Linked DNA regions of Homo sapiens: region 2 is linked to region 1. The links are chromatin loops, found by intact Hi-C in ENCODE. Cell type or tissue: K562. All regions are shown on one strand. Each heading gives the region's core, and the rest is flanking DNA. Links, peaks and the distances in the headings are about the cores only. Region 1 overlaps LRRC9 (leucine rich repeat containing 9). Region 2 has its middle 50 kb from the start of SIX6.

The links. Hi-C counts contacts between places; a loop is a spot of excess contacts. Peaks named below come from ENCODE experiments on the same cell type or tissue, not always from the same donor. Only the 100,000 strongest peaks of a DNase experiment are listed, where the experiment ranks them.
Region 2: a loop joins it to region 1, with 10 times the contacts of the local background. A loop is called at or near these places in 25 of 110 quality-filtered maps.

The regions. Positions count from the first base shown.
Region 1 is chr14:60,059,549-60,068,050 of GRCh38, reverse strand. LRRC9 (leucine rich repeat containing 9) reads right to left here. Exons shown (of 33, transcript NM_001395648.1): 32 at 5,872-6,040; 33 at 1,234-4,728. The coding sequence ends at 4,689. The region is part of intron 1 of PCNX4-DT (PCNX4 divergent transcript); the gene reads left to right. Among named protein-coding and RNA genes, the nearest start is that of PCNX4-DT, 28 kb to the left of the region's middle. In K562, for the core only: a CTCF peak has its summit at 3,367; no DNase peak of the experiment used is centred there.
Region 2 is chr14:60,555,070-60,563,571 of GRCh38, reverse strand. No RefSeq gene overlaps it. Among named protein-coding and RNA genes, the nearest start is that of SIX6, 50 kb to the right of the region's middle. In K562, for the core only: CTCF peaks have their summits at 1,246 (motif pointing right) and 3,996 (motif pointing right); no DNase peak of the experiment used is centred there.

The sequences.
Region 1 (8,502 bases), core at 255-8,254:
TCTGGTTTCCCTGAGTGCTCTGCTCACTGCATTTTACTCGTACTCTGATTTCTAAACCCATTTATGGCTGATTCTTTCTGAAGACACTTGTTTGTCTGGGAGCTCAAATTGACTTACCCCCATTCTATTTCCTTAACTAAAAATGCACCATTAAGGTTGATTGAACTCTTTTAAAGCACTTCATATAAAATCAAAGGCCTTAGGAAAGTAGGCTACCAGTGTTTATAAATACCTGTTTTAAACCAAATTGATAGGGGAATAAGAAATAATTAGAAACTTTAAAATGTTTTATATATATATATATATATATTTTACTGATTAGTCTTTTTTGGTTGTTCTTTGAGAGACACACTTGTAAAACATTCTGAGAGGGAAGGGAGAGGAAGAGCTATGCTATAATTAAAGATGGAACAAATAGTAGAGCCAAACCACTAAAATTATTGAAAACATTTTCTAGAAAAAATAATGTTCTACAATAAGCAAGAAGAAAAACGTGCAGCTCTTGATTAAAAGCTATAGCTTTTAAATCACTCCAACCCCACTGGAAACAAACAAAAATCATATCACCATATCTTTTTTCTATTTAAACTATAGTCATTGTTATTTTTGTGGTTTACAAAAATAGTAAGATTATCACTAATTCTTTTCCTATTTATAATGTTTAAAATTAACTGCTGGTATAAAATATTTTTAAACATTTAGAAGTTAATTACAATTATAAAATTAAAAACCAAATGAAAATATAGAATGCTATTTGTTAAAAATTCTTCGCATCCCTTTCTATTTTAATGTTTGATCAAAATGTAACTATTTTGAAAAAACAAACTATGTTATCTCAATGGATTTTTATTTAGAGCATATAGAAATACTGTTATTTTTAATGATATTAGAAAAAATCTGTTCTAATTTAAAATTTAGCATTTCAGAATCTTTGGAATCTTATATGGAAAATGACAATGTTGATAAACTGACTTTTTGATTTACCTAAAAGAGCATATAGTTAAGGTAGTGCTTAATAAAATATAAAAGATAAATAATTTGACTTCAGCTAACTAATACCTTCAAAGCTACTTCTAAGTTCCTTTGAATGTGCTATTCTATTTTTATATTACAACATTGTATGTCTTTGCTATTAAATCATTCATTTTAGCTTAATTTTAAGGAAAAATCATTACCAAAACAAAAATCTTAAGATAAAAATGCGTAAATTAAGTCTGAGAAATGTCTTTTGAGTAGTTTACAAAACAATTTTATTCACAATGGAAAGAAAAACAGTAACAGTAGAATGGTATAATTTACATATTTGTAAAGTAAAAACTTGCAGAAATAATATTACTAATAAAATAGCTGTGGTATTTCTTACTGACCTAGTTCTAAAAGGCAACTGAGAATTTAAATTGCAGTTCAGCGTAGGTTTTTCTTCAAAAATACTTCAATAATGGAGAAGGGAGGAAAATGTAGAAAAATGAACACATAGTTAGCACTTGCAGGTGGTCCAGAAGCTCTAAGTTTTATAGTAAGGCATCAGAAAAACCAGCCGGTTTCTAGCCCATAACCAAAATGATTTGGTTAGCTTCACTGAATAACCAAAGGAATTTGGCCGTAAGTGCTTGCTTCTACTAATAGAATATTATAATAATCTTACCTCCCTTTATGTAAGTAATATTTAATTGAAGCCAAGAGCCTAGAGCATGACTAAGAGTGAGATCTAATGTTTTAAAACATTAAACACTTTTCATAATGTAAGATAGCTTATGAAGAGTGAAATGGCATGTTACTTAAATATAAGGGTTATTTGTAAACTAGTCAGGAGTGCCTGCAAACACACATACATAGTGCACACTAGATATTCTAGGCAAAAATATATTCACAATCAGTTAATTTTGTGTCAATAGTCAGAAAAATCTAAGACTAGAAAAATTAGAAGTAAATGGCCAGGCATGGTGGCTCATGCCTATAATCCCAGCACGTTGCGGGAGCCGAGGCAGGAGGATTACATGAAGCCAGGAGTTTGAGACCAGCCTGGGCAATATAGTGAGACTCCATCTCTACAAAAATTTTTTTAAAAATGGAAGTAAATAGTAAAGTTTGTATTGGACAATTAATCGCAGTTAATTTTATATATAGAAATCAGACTAATTTCACACTGCCTGTATTCGGTTCAGCTTTGGAGGCTTCTAATCTATAAAGTGCCTTAATTTCTAGCTTACCAGGTTGTTTGTGGAATTGTCTTTAATGAAAACAAGTTATATAATCATACATTTGCTTGCAAAATAAATCAAGACATTTGCTGGGAGCAAAGACATAATAACTTTACTGGATAAATTATACATTTTATCTAAGTGAAATACCTTGATGAATAAATAGTTTACTCTCTTTTACAGTTTTTTTTTTTTTTTTTTTGAGAGGGAGTCTCACTCTGTCACCCAGGCTGGAGTGCAGTGGTGCCATCTCAGCTCACTGCAACCTCTGCCTCCCTGGTTCAAGCGATTCTCCTGCCTTAGCCTCCTGAGTAGCTGAGATTACAGGTGTACGCCACCATTCCCAGTTAATTTTTGTATTTTTAGTAGGGATGGGGCTTTGCCTTGTTGGCCAGGCTGGTCTTGAACTCCTGACCTCAGGTGATCTGCCCACCTTGGCCGCCTAAAGTTCTGGGATTACAGGCGTGAACCACTGCACCTGGCGTGGTGGTGTAATTCCAGCTACTCAGAAATTTAGATGAAAAAAAAATTTTTTTTTGAGATGGAGTCTTGCTCAATTTGTCTGCCTCAGCCTCCCTAGTAGCTGGGACTACAGGAGCACACCACCACGCCTGGCTAATTTTTGTATTTTTAGTAGAGATGGGGTTTCACCATATTGGCCAGGCTGGTCTCGAACTTCTGACCTTGTGATCTGCCTGCCTTGGCCTCCCAAAGTGCTGGGATTACAGATGTGAGCCACTGCGCCCGGCTCAGATGACATTTAATTAACAATTTTTAAGAATTATAAATAGCTCAAAATTTAACAATGTGTACATAAAAATCACATGAAGATCTCAAATGTATTAAAAGTCCATAGGAAAAATGGCTAAAAGAAAATATGCCAAAATGCTAAGTGAATACAGTGTAAGTTATGTTTTTTCTGCTTTATATATTTCTATTCTGAACATTTTTCTCCAGTGAAACCTATTACATTTATTTTCCCACTTTGTTATTTTAAGACACTTTTTATTATAAAAGTAACATATATTCAGCATTTAATTTATACATAATCATAAAAGAAAAAAAGAAGATGATGCCAATTTAGTAATAAATAGTGAAGAGTAGACTGTCACAACACTATAATGAAAGCAGTTGTCAAAACTAAAGGGCAACAAAGACATCTTCTGGACATCTTAAGAACTGCATAGTTGTTTTTAAACAAAAGATCCTATTTCCACCTAAATGTAATAGTTGTTTAAAAACCACACATTACAAAGAGCAAAATCAATCTGTAATTAGGTTTGAACTTTTAAATATTACATGATTAAAGTAAAGACATACAGCATTTAAAAAGAAAAATACAAAATTGTTGCATAGACATTGGAATTATATCATTTCCAAAGTACCTTTAAAACTATTTCCAGACAGATTATAAAGTCTACATATTTTAGTTAAAATAATTTATTTTCGTGTAAGGAAAGTATAAAATATTATGAAACTATGTGTACTGTTGAGCCAATAACTTTAAAATTTTGAATAGAATACTTCATGAATGATGGAGCTCATTTATATCAAAATATGATTGGCAATTTGGTTATCAATTTTAGTAACTGTAACAAGCAAATTCATAACCACATTTGATTAATCTGTGATACGTCCTAGTACTATGCAATGTAATAGTTTAGAAAAGTTCAGTGAAGTATAATTATTGAAGGTCATATTTTTAAATGTGTCCACTCAGTTTGAATACATGTTCTCTTCAGCCTGAAACTACTTGTAAACTTGTATCACTGTAGGTGTAATTAAATGATTTGTATTTGAAATCGGACGCTTTTTTTATTCTTAGAGCATGAAGGACTGGTTGCACCCACGGTTAGCCACATTTAGAAACTACTATTGATGCCCACAATTTGCATCTCTAAACAATTTTGAGGGCCGATCTGGTTTGAGGGTATTTTTTAAAAAAATACAGTCCTAAAAACCAATCTGTAGTTCAACTAGCAAAACTCATCTTGCTTTAGTAATAGTTGTGTTTGGTAAGAAATGTGCTGTAGTTTTGTGTAATCTCAAATGAATAGATACTCTACAAATGAAAGTATGCCTATTTCCTAAAGTTATCTTTTCTCAATATCTTCCTATGACTTTTCATAATGACATTTCATGACTAAATGTTTCTAATACTAGAACTAAGCATTCAGTTCTCTGGACTTTGTTTCATGTCACTTTTGTCTTTTCAAATTGTAGTCTGATGTAATAGTTGATGATTTTTATGATATAGAAATTCAAACAAATAACTAAAGATAACCATAAAGAAAGTTTAAGAGAGGTGATATTAAATCAAGTTCATGAAGGGTAATAGATTATCTTCATATGGAACTGAAGTGCTTCAGTAACTTAAGTAACATGATTATCTTTTTTTTTTTTTTTTAACTGACCACTGTCCGCTAGTTTTTGTACAACTACTAAACAGGTGAGTTTCTTGGTGTATGCTCATTTCTCTTTAGGCAGTTACATTCGATTTGATCTTGGAAAGTTGCTCCCAAAAATTCTGTAAGAAATAAGATTTAATTAGTCAAATAGTGGTGACTTAATTTTGTAATGGATCAGCTAACTTAAGGTAATTCTGCAATAAATAATTTCTGTATTTTAGATGTGCGCAATTTCAAAAAGACAAAATTATCCCATTGGTGGCTCACACCTGTAATCCGAGCACTTTGGGAGGCTGAGGCAGGTGGATCACCTGAGGTCAGGAGTTCAAGACCAGCCTGGCCAACATGGTGAAACCCTGCCTTTACTAAAAATAAAAAAATTGGCCGGGCATGGTGGCGCATGCCCGTAGTAATCCCAGCTACTCGAGAGGCTGAGGCAGGAGAATTGCTTGAACCCAAGAGGTGGAGGTTGCAGTGAGCCAAGATTGTGCCACTGTACTCTAACCTGGGCAACAAGAGTGAAACTCTGTCTCAAAAAAAAAAAAAATACTGTGGACTCAGTGGGACATGGCTGATTAAAGCAGGAGGAGTCAGTGCAGCAAGAGCCAAGCCTAAGCTAGATCTGCTGCTGAGGTAGGTCATTTTAACAGATGAGCAGGAGCAGGGATGCCAGGAAGATGGGGGACAGGTAATACTTGGGAATCTAAGAAGTCAAGTGTTGAGCAGAAGAGTGTATTCTTAATGAGAACTAGCAATGTTCTTAGGCTTTGAGCTAGGCTCTAGGGCTAGATTCAGACTGGAGAAGGAGGCAAGTAGGAATTTTAAAGAAAATTCGGAAGAATTTACAAAATTCTTAGCCTTCACGGTTTCAGAAAGTTGAATTTATCTGCTGTTTACAGTATAAGTGAACTGCTTTGCAAATTCAGTGAGTAGAGTGAGTTGGTAGAGGATACAATTAAAGTAGTTCCCATGTAGCTATTTCATTGTTCCCTCACTAGTGAGCACTAGTACTCTGAATTATTTGACCTTGATAGCCATTTCTCAGCCTTTTTGAATTACTATGTAAATACACTGGACTTTGGGAAAGGTTTGGTGAACGTGGGAATTAAGAAGTCTTATGCTATCTGACAGTTTTTTCTAGTTCCCAGAGTAAATATATAATAGTACATAACAATATTTCCTGTTATACATGACTAGCAAATATGGAGAGTACTTTTTTAATGATGAGAAATGATATTAAAACACAGAGAAAATAGCTTTACCTTCTCTTATCTTGGTTGCTCTGGTATATTTGTGCAGTAGGAGATGCAATATTCTGATGTGATAAAAGAGATGGAGAGATACTTATCCCTCTGAGTTGCCGAAAAGCTATTTCTGCATGGATGCTCCGAGGATTATTTGTCAGAATCCCAGCATTCTTGTTTTTTTTGTCTGAAATTAGAAATTAGAAATTTGAAAAATTAAAATTATGAAACAATGAGAAACATTAATTAACATAAGCATTAAGCAATATAGTTTGGTTGTCCTTCAGCGGAATGTATGCAATACATGTTTCATAAAGTGAATTTAAAATTTCAAATAAAAATATAGAATTATAATGTATTTTTAGCACTTGATGTGGCTTAAATTTCTGTGAGCTAGTGAATCAGTTTGATTTTTCCTAGATAATGTTTTAAACATATAAATATCCAAACCTGCATGCTGTAATAAATGTACAGATAAAGTGATTATACTTTTAAAAGGTGGGGCAGCACAGTCAAAAAATAGGAAAGAGATTGTAGGACTTTTTCAGCGCATAACAAATCTTGAAGAAACTAACAGGCATACCTTGAAATATTGTGGGTGTGGTCCCAGACCATTGCAATAAAGTGAGTCACACACATTTTTTGGTTTCCCAGGACATATAAAAGTTATGTTTACAACTATAGTGTAGTCTATTAAGTGTGCAGTAGCATTATGTTTAAAAAAACAATGTACATACCTTAATTTAAAAATACTTTATTGCTAAAAAATGCTAATGATCATGTGAATGTTCAGCGAGTTGTAATCTTTTTGCTGTTGGAGGGTCTTGTCTCAGTGTTGTTGGCTGCTGACCAGTCAGGATGGTGGCTGCTGAAGGCCGGGGTGGCTGTGGCAATTTCTTAACATAAGACAACAATGGAGTTTGCTGCATAGATCAACTCTTCCTTTCATGAAAGATTTCTGTGTACAACATGATGTTTGATAGCACTTTCCCCACAGTAGTTCTTTCAAAATTGGAGTCAGTCCTCTCAAACTCTGCCACTGCTCTATCAACTAAGTTTGTAATATTCTAAATCCTTTGTTGTCATTTCAACAGTGTTCACAGCATTTCACCAGGAGTAAATTTCATCTCAAGAAACCACTTTCTTTGCTCCTCCATAAGAAGCAACTCCTCATCCATTCAAGTTTGATCATGAGATTGCAGCAATTCAGTCACATCTTCAGGCTCCACTTCTAGTTCTCTTGCTGTTTCCACACATCTGCAGTTACTTCCTTCACTGAAGTCCTGAACCCCTCAAAGTCATCCAAACTCCCATTAGGGTTGCTATTTTGACCTCCTCTGATGAATTACAAATGTTTTTAATGGCGTCTAGAATGGTGAATCCTTTCCAGAAGGTCTTCAATTTACTTTGCCCATATCCCTCAGAGGAATCACTAATTTTATTTTATTTTATTTTTTGAGATGGAGTCTTGCTCTGTCACCCAGGCTGGAGAGCAGTGGCGCGATCTCGGTTCACTGCAAGCTCCGCCTCCCAGGTTCATGCCATTCTCTTGACTCAGCCTCCCGAGTAGCTGGGACTACAGGCGCCCGCCACCATGCCCAGCTAATTTTTTTGTATTTTTAGTAGAGACGGGGTTTCACCGTGTTAGCCAGGATGGTCTCGATCTCCTGACCTCGTGATCTGCCCACCTCAGCCTCCCAAAGTGCTGGGATTACAAGCGTGAGCCATCGCGCCCGGTTAGGAATCACTGTCTATGGTAGTTAGAGCCTTACAAAATATATTTCTTAAATCATAATACTTGAAGTTACTCCTTGATCCATCAGCCACAGCATGGATGTTGTGTTAGCAGGCATGAAAACAACATTCATCTCCTTGTACTTCTCCATCAGAGTTATTAGGTGACTAGGTGCATTGTCAGTGAGCAGTAGTCTTTGGAAAGCAATCTGTTTCTCAGCACTGGGTCTCAACAGTCAGCTAAAATACTTAGTAAACTATGCTGTAAACAGATGTGCTGTTATCCAAGCTTTGTACATTGATAGAGCATAGACTGATAGAGCATAGACAAAGTAGATTTAGCATAATTCTTAAGAGCCCTAGGAGTTTTACAATGGTTGAACAATGGTTTCTTTAAGTTGAGCAATGTATTCAACTTAAAGTCACCAGCTGCACTAGCCCCTAACAAGAGAGTCAGACTGTCCTTTGAAGCTTTGAAGCCAGTCATTGACTTCTCCTCTCTAGCTATGAAGGTCCTAGATGGCATCTTCTTCTGATATAAGGCTGTTGCATCTACATTGAAAATCTCTTTTTTAGTGTAGCGACTTTCATCAATGATCCTAGCTAGATCTTCTGGATAACTTGCAGCAGCTTCTACATCAGCACTTGCTGCTTCACCTTACACTTTTATGTTGCCTGATATAATAGTTCGTGATTCTTTCCTTAAACCTCATAAAGCAGTCTTTGCTAGCTTCAAACTTCTCTTCTGCAGCTTTCTCACCACTTTCAGCCTTCATAGACTTGAAGACAGTTAGGGTCTCTGGATTAGGCTTTGGCTTAAGGGAATGTTGTGGCTGGTTGATATCCTATCCGGACCACTTTATCCATATCAGCAATAAGATTGTTTCAATTTCTTATCCATGTGTTCCTTGGAGT
Region 2 (8,502 bases), core at 273-8,272, 500 kb before region 1:
AAATCACTACATCAGAGAGCGTTTTCTCTGAACTGTTGTTAAAGCAGAACTTTGAGAGTCAGAAGTAGGTTGGAGTTATTCTCAGACTGACCTCTCTTTACTATTATGTTCTGTGCCTTGTTCTATCCCTACTTAAATCACATTGTTCTTAAATTTTTATATATACTTATTACAGTGCTTCAGGCAGCTGGTTTTTATTTTCGTTAGGATTAGTCACACTGTTCTCTGGCCTTGGAATTTGTAAGTTTTGGATGGAGAGACTGCTCTTGGATGCTGAGGCCTGTGTAATTTTATTAAAGTTTTCTTGGCTTGCTGAATTCACTGCTGTGGTTCTTGACAGATGAAGGGTGTGCGTGAATTGGCTGTAATTTTTTTGTTGTATCAGGCAAAACTCCACATTGGGTGGCTTTTAATAATTCAGTTTTACTTACTTTCTGAATGTTAGAGCATTACATAGGACTCCTAGAAAGAAGCTGAGTAGTTATAAGTGCTCTTAGATTGTTTTATTATCATAAGATTGCCCAAATTATTTCTAAAGCTGTACTAATATATGACATGTATTTAGGTGTATGAGAATTTGTAGGATAATTCTGGCAAGTTTGAGTATTAGGGCTTTGTTACCTATTTTCAGAAATGCTCGCTTTCATAATTCATCCTTCAGGCAAGTCAATTAGAAATCACTTAATTTTTCATTGAAATTTCCAGACACATCAATGCACTTTTGTGTCTCAAAGTTGGTTTCATTTCTTGTATTTGATCAAATTCTAAAGGTAAATTTTACAATGTAATCTGCAGAGCTATTTGGAGGAAGATGTTTGGTATTGATGTTAGATCTAATTTGTTTTCCCACCTAAAAATTCTACTGAATCCTTTTCATATATCAGGTATTTGTTAAATCTCTACCATGTGCCAACTCTGTGCCAAGGGCTGGGATACTCTGGGAATAAAAAGATAGAAGAAAGTCTCTTCTTTCTGTGAGTTCAGGGTCAGTGGGGTGTCAAGTGAGTAAACAAATAGTTACAACGTGCTAAAGACTATACTGGACATAGTGCTTACAGATAATTCCCAAGATTTCACCTTCTGGCCAGAGGCAGGAACAGTCTTTTTGGGCTTTCTCTGCCTGCAGCCTCTTCTGAAAATCTGGTAAAGACTGTGATTCAGAATGCAGAGACTGTAGGCTTCTAGTGGTTCTCGAGGAAACAAAAGAAAACGCTTTTGCACACGAGGTGGTGCTGGTGCTCTGCAGCAAGAACTAACCGCCACTTGGAGGCAGTGGAGATGGTCATCTTTTGCTTGTGCTGAAAAGCTGAGTTCTTGGGCTTTACCCTCCTTGGCCTTAGAGGGCTTTTAATTCCCAGTTACATCTACTTTTGGAATGAAAAGATCTACTTCATCTCTGAATCACTATTCATTTTCATCTTACAAGGGAGTGCTTTTGCTTTTGCTGAAAGTTATCAAGGCTTTCCTGGGAGTGTTCTTGAGAAATATGGTATTTACTACCTAAATGCCCTGAGTTTTTGTTTTGTTTGGTTGGCCCGACAAACTTTTGGCATAGCCTTAGCTGTTGAAGGGCTGTATTTGGAAGGGTGCAATGGAGGCAGAAGAGGGATGTCCCAAAGCGCTAAATTGCATTAGAGGTTGCTGGCTTTTTTTTTTTTTTAAACAATTGCTGCAGTATTTCTGGTAAGAAAAGTTATTAGGTGTTTATGGATGTTTCAAAAGACCAAGGGAAAAAAATGCAGATTCCATGGTAAAATATCCACCTGGGGACCCTTAACACTCATAACAGAACTTAAGTTGGGAATGCTAAGGAGTGTGATCAGCGTAAAGTGGCAGTTGTTTCTCACATGGGGTATTAGCTGGATGCAGTCCAAGAAGAAAGGGGTTGCCAGAAACATCCCCAGGGGAGGATGGGTTGGGTTGGCCAGGTAAATCAGGAATATAGGGTTTCTTCCTATTGAGCAACACCCACCTTCTCCCTAAACAGAGAAAGCTCAGCCTAGTTAGTGGAGGGCTCTTTTCTTATCTGCTTCCTTGGAAGTATTGTGGGAAGCAGGTTTATAAGAGGAGGTAAAAAATCAGAGTTCTACATGGGGCACATAGAGGAAGTATTTCAGGCTAATCATTTTGGGTTGCTGTTTTAGAATAATATGATTTTTTCCCCCTTTGGAGATAAAGTTGCTTTAAATTGTTTTTTGCAGGGCAGGTGAGGGAGTGGCTTTAGCTTGGTCCACTCTTATCTGATCCACTTTGGAATCCACAGACCATATTTGCTGTTCAGAATCTAGCATTTGATCGTGGTTTCATTTAGCACTGAAGTTTTGGGATATTCTTTGAGGAGAGGTTTTGAACATATGTTTTTCCCCAAAATACTGTTTTGAATAGTTGTGTGAATAATTGGACTCAATGTTCATATATTTCTAATCTCTTCAGGGCCAAACTCTTAAAAACAGAGTGTACTGCCACGTAACATCTCATGATACTGCTTGTTCCTAAATTGGTTATACATATGCATTCTATATTATATAAAGTACCTGTAATATATGCATATGAGACAGTTATATAATACATTGTGCATGTGTGATGTATTCAGTATTGATATAGATATATAATGCATACTCTGTACATTAATGTATGCAGCTGCCATTTATTGTATATTGTGGGACAGCAAGCAATAAAAAGACTACTATATACTCAGTAAGACTTAGGGTTATATATATCAGTGATTACATATTCTAAAGTTTAAATCAAATTAAACTTTAATTTGGCAGCCACTCACGGTAAAACTCTTCCCTACTCACTATTTGGCATATCCATAAGTTCAAGACAAAATTATGAAAAATTAAATAAAATCAGCCAATTCCCAACTTATAAAAGGGTTATGTTCCAAAAGTTTCTTTTAAATATTTGTTCTATAGGAACACATTCCCATAAAAATGATCATATATGATGGTTAGTTTCTCTGACTAGTCAACAAAAGTTCAATTAAACCATAATGACTTTCACAATAACTGTAGCCTGATTTCTGGGGCCTGTAGAAAGGAGCCATGCAGTAATAGAGATGAGAAGGAAGTAGGGTCTTTTGTTTTTATGAAGCAGAACAAAACCCAGGCAAAATATTTTAAAACAAGAACAATTTATATTTGGCCAGTGCCAGCTTCCTTTTCTGCACCCTTCTCCCAAGGAACCAGGACTCCCATGCTATCTTTAATGCTTCCCACCTTGTGGTTTCCCACTCAAGTCTAACATATTCCTAATGTGCTCCATGCTCTAGAATTACCCACCCCACTCACTATATTAGTGACTTAGGAAGTATGGTCCTTCCATTAACTTGCATTGGAATCACCGGTGGTGCTTGTTCAATACAGATTTCTGGATCCTACTGTAGACTTACTGAATCAAAATATCTGAGGGTGAGGTGGGGCCTGCAAATCTATCTGGATTTGTAACAAACTCCTTGAGTCACTTATGAACATTTAGATTGTGTGCCTCTGAAATGAAATCTCTCATTTCATCAGAAGAGGTAATGTTGTAAATTAGTGTTTCTCAAACTTTGGCATGCATCAGAATCCTCTGGTGGGCTTATTAAAACACAGATTGCTGGGCTCTCATCCCCTGAGTTTCTGGTTCATTTCAACCTAACGGATCTCAGACAGTGGAGCATTGCAAAATGCAAATGAGAAGTGAAGGGTTAGAAATGTTGGGTAGAGGCTGAAGCGTGTGTGTCTGTGTGTGTGTGTGTGTGTGTGTGTGTGTGTGTGTGTGTGTGTTGGGGTGATTGGGCATCTGAGATCTATCTAACTAGGAGTCTGACTTTTTTTTCCCTCCCAAGTCAAAGCCTGTTTTTCACAGCTTTTTTCTAATTCTCTCTAATCTTAAATCTTCCCCTATTAGTTCCAAGAGCAGTGATACTAAGAGGATAAACTGGGTGAGGAGAGGGCAGGCATTGTGCTCCATTTATTTAAATTTTCTGAAATTAGAATTTTACTTTGGACAGCAGGGGGCTCTCCTAACATTGTATAATGTGAAAGAGAGAAAAAAGTGATCCTTTAACCTGAAAAGACTAGAGTGACAAAATTTGCAATTAGGGAGTTCCTACATATTTGATTATCAGGTTTTCCCAGAAATTATAGTAATATTTAATATACTACAAATATTGGTAAATAGATAAGAACTATACATACTGGTAAACAGATATTATATCTTTTGGTAAATAGATAAGAACAATTTGTTAAACAAATGGAGGCTTAGAAGTTTGAATCTTTACTGTAGATGTTGGCTAATAAAATTTGTAGTGTGATAATTGCCAGATGCATGGGGCAGAGATGTGAGAATTAGTGAGTTTTTAAAAGAGACTATTCCAGACTCAAAGATTTTTGTTTGTTGTGTTTATTTATTTATTTTTGAGACAAGGTTTTACTCTGTCGCCCAGGCTGGAGTGCAGTGGTTGGATCGTGTGATCCTCCCACCTCAGCCTCCTGAGTAGCTAGGACTATAGGCATGCTTCACCACATCTAGCTAATTTTTGCATTTTTTGTAGAGACCGGGATCTTACTCTATTGCCCAGGGCGATTCACCCACCTTGGCCTCCCAGTGTTGGGAATATAGCCATGAGCAGCTGCGTCCAGATGTTTTATTTTCTAGACCAAGAAGCCTTCGTTCAGAGTTAATATTTCATAGGTAAGTTTTTTTTTATTGTAGATGAGGTTACGAAGTGAAATTCCCAATTGTCTCTATAAAATCGTTCTATAGTTCTGCCTTTTATTCATCTTGACAGAGTGAGGGAGCTTTCAAGGCAAATCAGGCTGTTTAAATAGACAATGATATTGCTCAGAGATTAGTTACTTGTGGGATCCTAGAGACACAGTGAATACCACATTGAGAAGATGACATATTTCCTCACCATTCCAAAGAAACTAGTTCCTAAAAAATAAAAGTTTGGTTTAGTAAAGAATGGAATCAAGGCCAGTTTCATGGGCCTGTGACTTGGACACTCAGACAGGGCCCTGTGCTTAGAGGAACCCCACGCTTGGTTTAATGCTTGCCTCTCGTCATCTTGAATTCTTAGTAATTTTGAAACAAGGGGACCCATATTTTCATTTTGCACTGGGCCCTGAAAATCATGCAGCTGGTCCTGAATGGAATAGATGATTGTCTTCGATACTCCTGTTGACTTTTCTTTAAAGAGGTCATTCTCAGCCTTAGATGCACTTTAGAATCACCTGGTGAGATTTTAAAATCCTTAATGTCCAGGCTGCCCCCAGACCGATTATGTCACAATCTTCATGGGTGGGTAGAGGGCATTGGTATTTTAAAAAATTCCTCATGTGATTCCAGTGTGCAGCCCAGGTTGAGAACCACTGTACATTTGGAGCCTAGCTTCTAGAACCTTCCTTCCATACTAATCTTTCCTGCTTGAATTATTCTTGCAGTTTAATGGGTTTGTAAGATTTTAGATTCTTCACACAGGCTTATGTGTTACAAGAATAAAAATGTATAGAATTTGAATTCTTTATATGATATGTTTTATTTTTATTACTATTAAAGATTGTGGCATTGCAAAGAATCTTAAATATGGATATAATCACCCTTGTAGTCCCTTTAAAGTAGCAAATTAATGTACCCTAGAAAGAAAAACCTCAGATATTTAGTGAAATTAAAACTGAACAGGGAAATAAATAGATTTTCTTCCCTTTTGCTAATGGCTGAATATTCACTAAGAAGCTTGCCCTGGCTGGGCCTGCTTCAGGTTTCATTAAATACCTCTTTTCTATCTGAAGGGTTTTTGGGGCACTAATTGTTTTTTCCTTTTGAGTCACCTGTGGGCTTTGGCAATAATCTAGAAGCGTCTGGTCTCAATCCTTCTGGATTACAGGAATTGAAGGCCCCAATTAGAGACCTGGGGTCCTGCAAGGGCAAATCCTTTTAACCTTAATTCACTGGGGGCCTCCTCTGAACAGAAGCTGTTTTTCTGCCTTCAACCTTACAAAACAGCACAAAAGGAATTGCTTTTTACTTAGTGTGTCTTCCTAAAGTTATGTATACGTACAGGTAATTTAGGGATTAATTCCAACCCTAGATATTTTATGAGGCAATAATTATATTAAATTATATTAAATCTTTCCACTTGTTTAGCTTTAAATTGGGCACTGAACAGAGAAATAGTAACTTCATTGCAAAGTCATTAGATGTTTAATGAAAATATTTGTAAGCTGGAACCCAAAGGTAGATGAAAAACAAAATCATCTTTTGGCTCTTGGAGCTTAGACATTCAGACTCACATGGAGGCAGCCTTTATTGCTGTGATTTATGACCAAGTTAGAATTGATGGTGAAAGCAAAGCTTAGAATAAAGTATTTTGGTATTAAACAATTTCTCTTTAGCAAACAGTTATTGGTAAGAGTGACCTACATAATTTATGTATATAATTTCAAATTTTGAAAAGTGAATTTGTTCTTTACATGTATTATTCTTTGAATTGAAATGTGTATTTTTTTTTTTTTTTTTTTTTGAGACAGGGTCTCATTCTGTCGTTCAGGCTAGAGTGCAGTAGCCTGAACATAGCTCACAGCAGCCTCAACTTTCTGGGCTCAAGCGATCCTCCCACCTCAGCCTCTCGAGTAGCTAGGACCACAGGTGTGTGCAACCAGACCTGGCTAAGTTTTGTAATTTTGTAGAGATGAGGTTTCTTCATATTGCCCAGGCAGGTCTGGAACTCCTGGGCTCAAGTGATCCACCCACCTTGACCTCCCAAAGTGCTGGGATTATGGGCATGAGCCACCATGCCAGGCTGAAATGTGCATAAGAATACCATTTAATGGCACTCACTGGAGACCAGATATTATGTTAGGTGTTTACATGTATTATCTCTAAATCTCAGAACAACCACGCAAACTAGTGATTATTGTTTCATTTTATTCTTTCTTCTTCAATTTTTTAGAAGAGTTTGAGAATTGCTTTAATCCTTTAATTGCTGGGTAGAATTCAGCAGTGAAGCCATCAGATTCTGGGCTTTTCTTTGATAGGATATTTTTATTACTGATTTAAAGCCCTTACTTGTTATTGGTCTGTTCAGATTTTCTATTTTTTCATGATTCAGTCTTGGTAGGTTGTGTGTCTAGGAACTTATCCATTTCTTCTAGATTATCCAATTTGTTGGTGTATAATTGTTCACAGTCATCTTTTATGATCCTTTGTATTTTCATGGTATCAGTTGTAATGTCTCCTATTTCATTTCTTCTGATTGAATTTATTTGAGTCTTCTCTTTTTTGAATTTTGTTTATCTTTTAAAAAAGCCACTCTTAGTTTTATTGTTTTTTTCCTACTATTTTTCTGGTGTCTATTCCATTTATTTCTGCTTTGCTCTTTAATATTTCCTTCTTTCTACTAACTTTGGGTTTAGTTTGTTCTTTTTCTAATTTAGTGAGGTGTAATACTATGTTATTTGAGATCTTTCTTCTTTTTTGATTTTGGTGTTTATTGCTATAAACTTCCCTCTTAGAACTTTTTTCTGCATCCCTTCGGTCCCATTTTAGACATGAGAAAACTGATCCTTTGAGAGGCTAAATGACTTTCCCCAAATTACACAGCCTGCAAGTACCAGAACTAGGACTCTTAACTTCCTCTTATCTTCAAACTCGGCCTCTTTCTATTATACTAGAAGTTGTAGGCATAATATTTCTTTAATGTGATAAAATACACATAACACAAAACTTACTATTTTAAGTATTAAGTGCACTTACATTATTGTGCAGCCGTTACCATTATTCATCTCAAGAATGTTTTCTTTGTCCCAAGTGGAAACTTTGTGTCTGTTAAACAATAACTCCACATTTCCCTTTCTCCCCAGTTTCTGGTACCTCTATCCTACTTTTTGTCTCCATGAATTTGACTCTTCTAGATGCCTCATATAAGTGAAATAATACAGTATTTGTCCTTTTGTGTCTGGCTTATTTCACTTACCATAATGTCTTCAAGGTTCATCCATGTTGTAGCACATATGAGAATTTCATCCCTTTCTAAGGCTGAATAGTATTCCATTGTATGTATATACCATACTTAAATTATTTTTTAAACTTTTGTGGGTACATAGTACATATATATATTTATGGGGTACATGAGATGTCTTGATACAGGCATGCAACGTGAAGTTATCACATCATGGAGAATGGGATGTCTATCCCCTCAGGCATTTATCCTTCGTGTTACAAATAATTCAATTACACTTTTTTAGTTATTTTATAATGTACAATTATTATTGTCTATAGTCACCTTATTGTGCTATAAAATATTAATATTAGGTCTTATTCATTTTATTTTTTTTTTGTACCTATTAACCATCCTCATTTTTGCCACCAGCCCCCCACTCCCCTTCCTAGTCTCTGGTAGCCATCCTTCTACTCTCTATGTCCATGAGTTCAATTGTTTTTATCTTTAGCTCCAACAAATAAGTGAGAACAGACAATGTTTGTCTTTCTGTGCCTGGCTTATTTCACTTAACA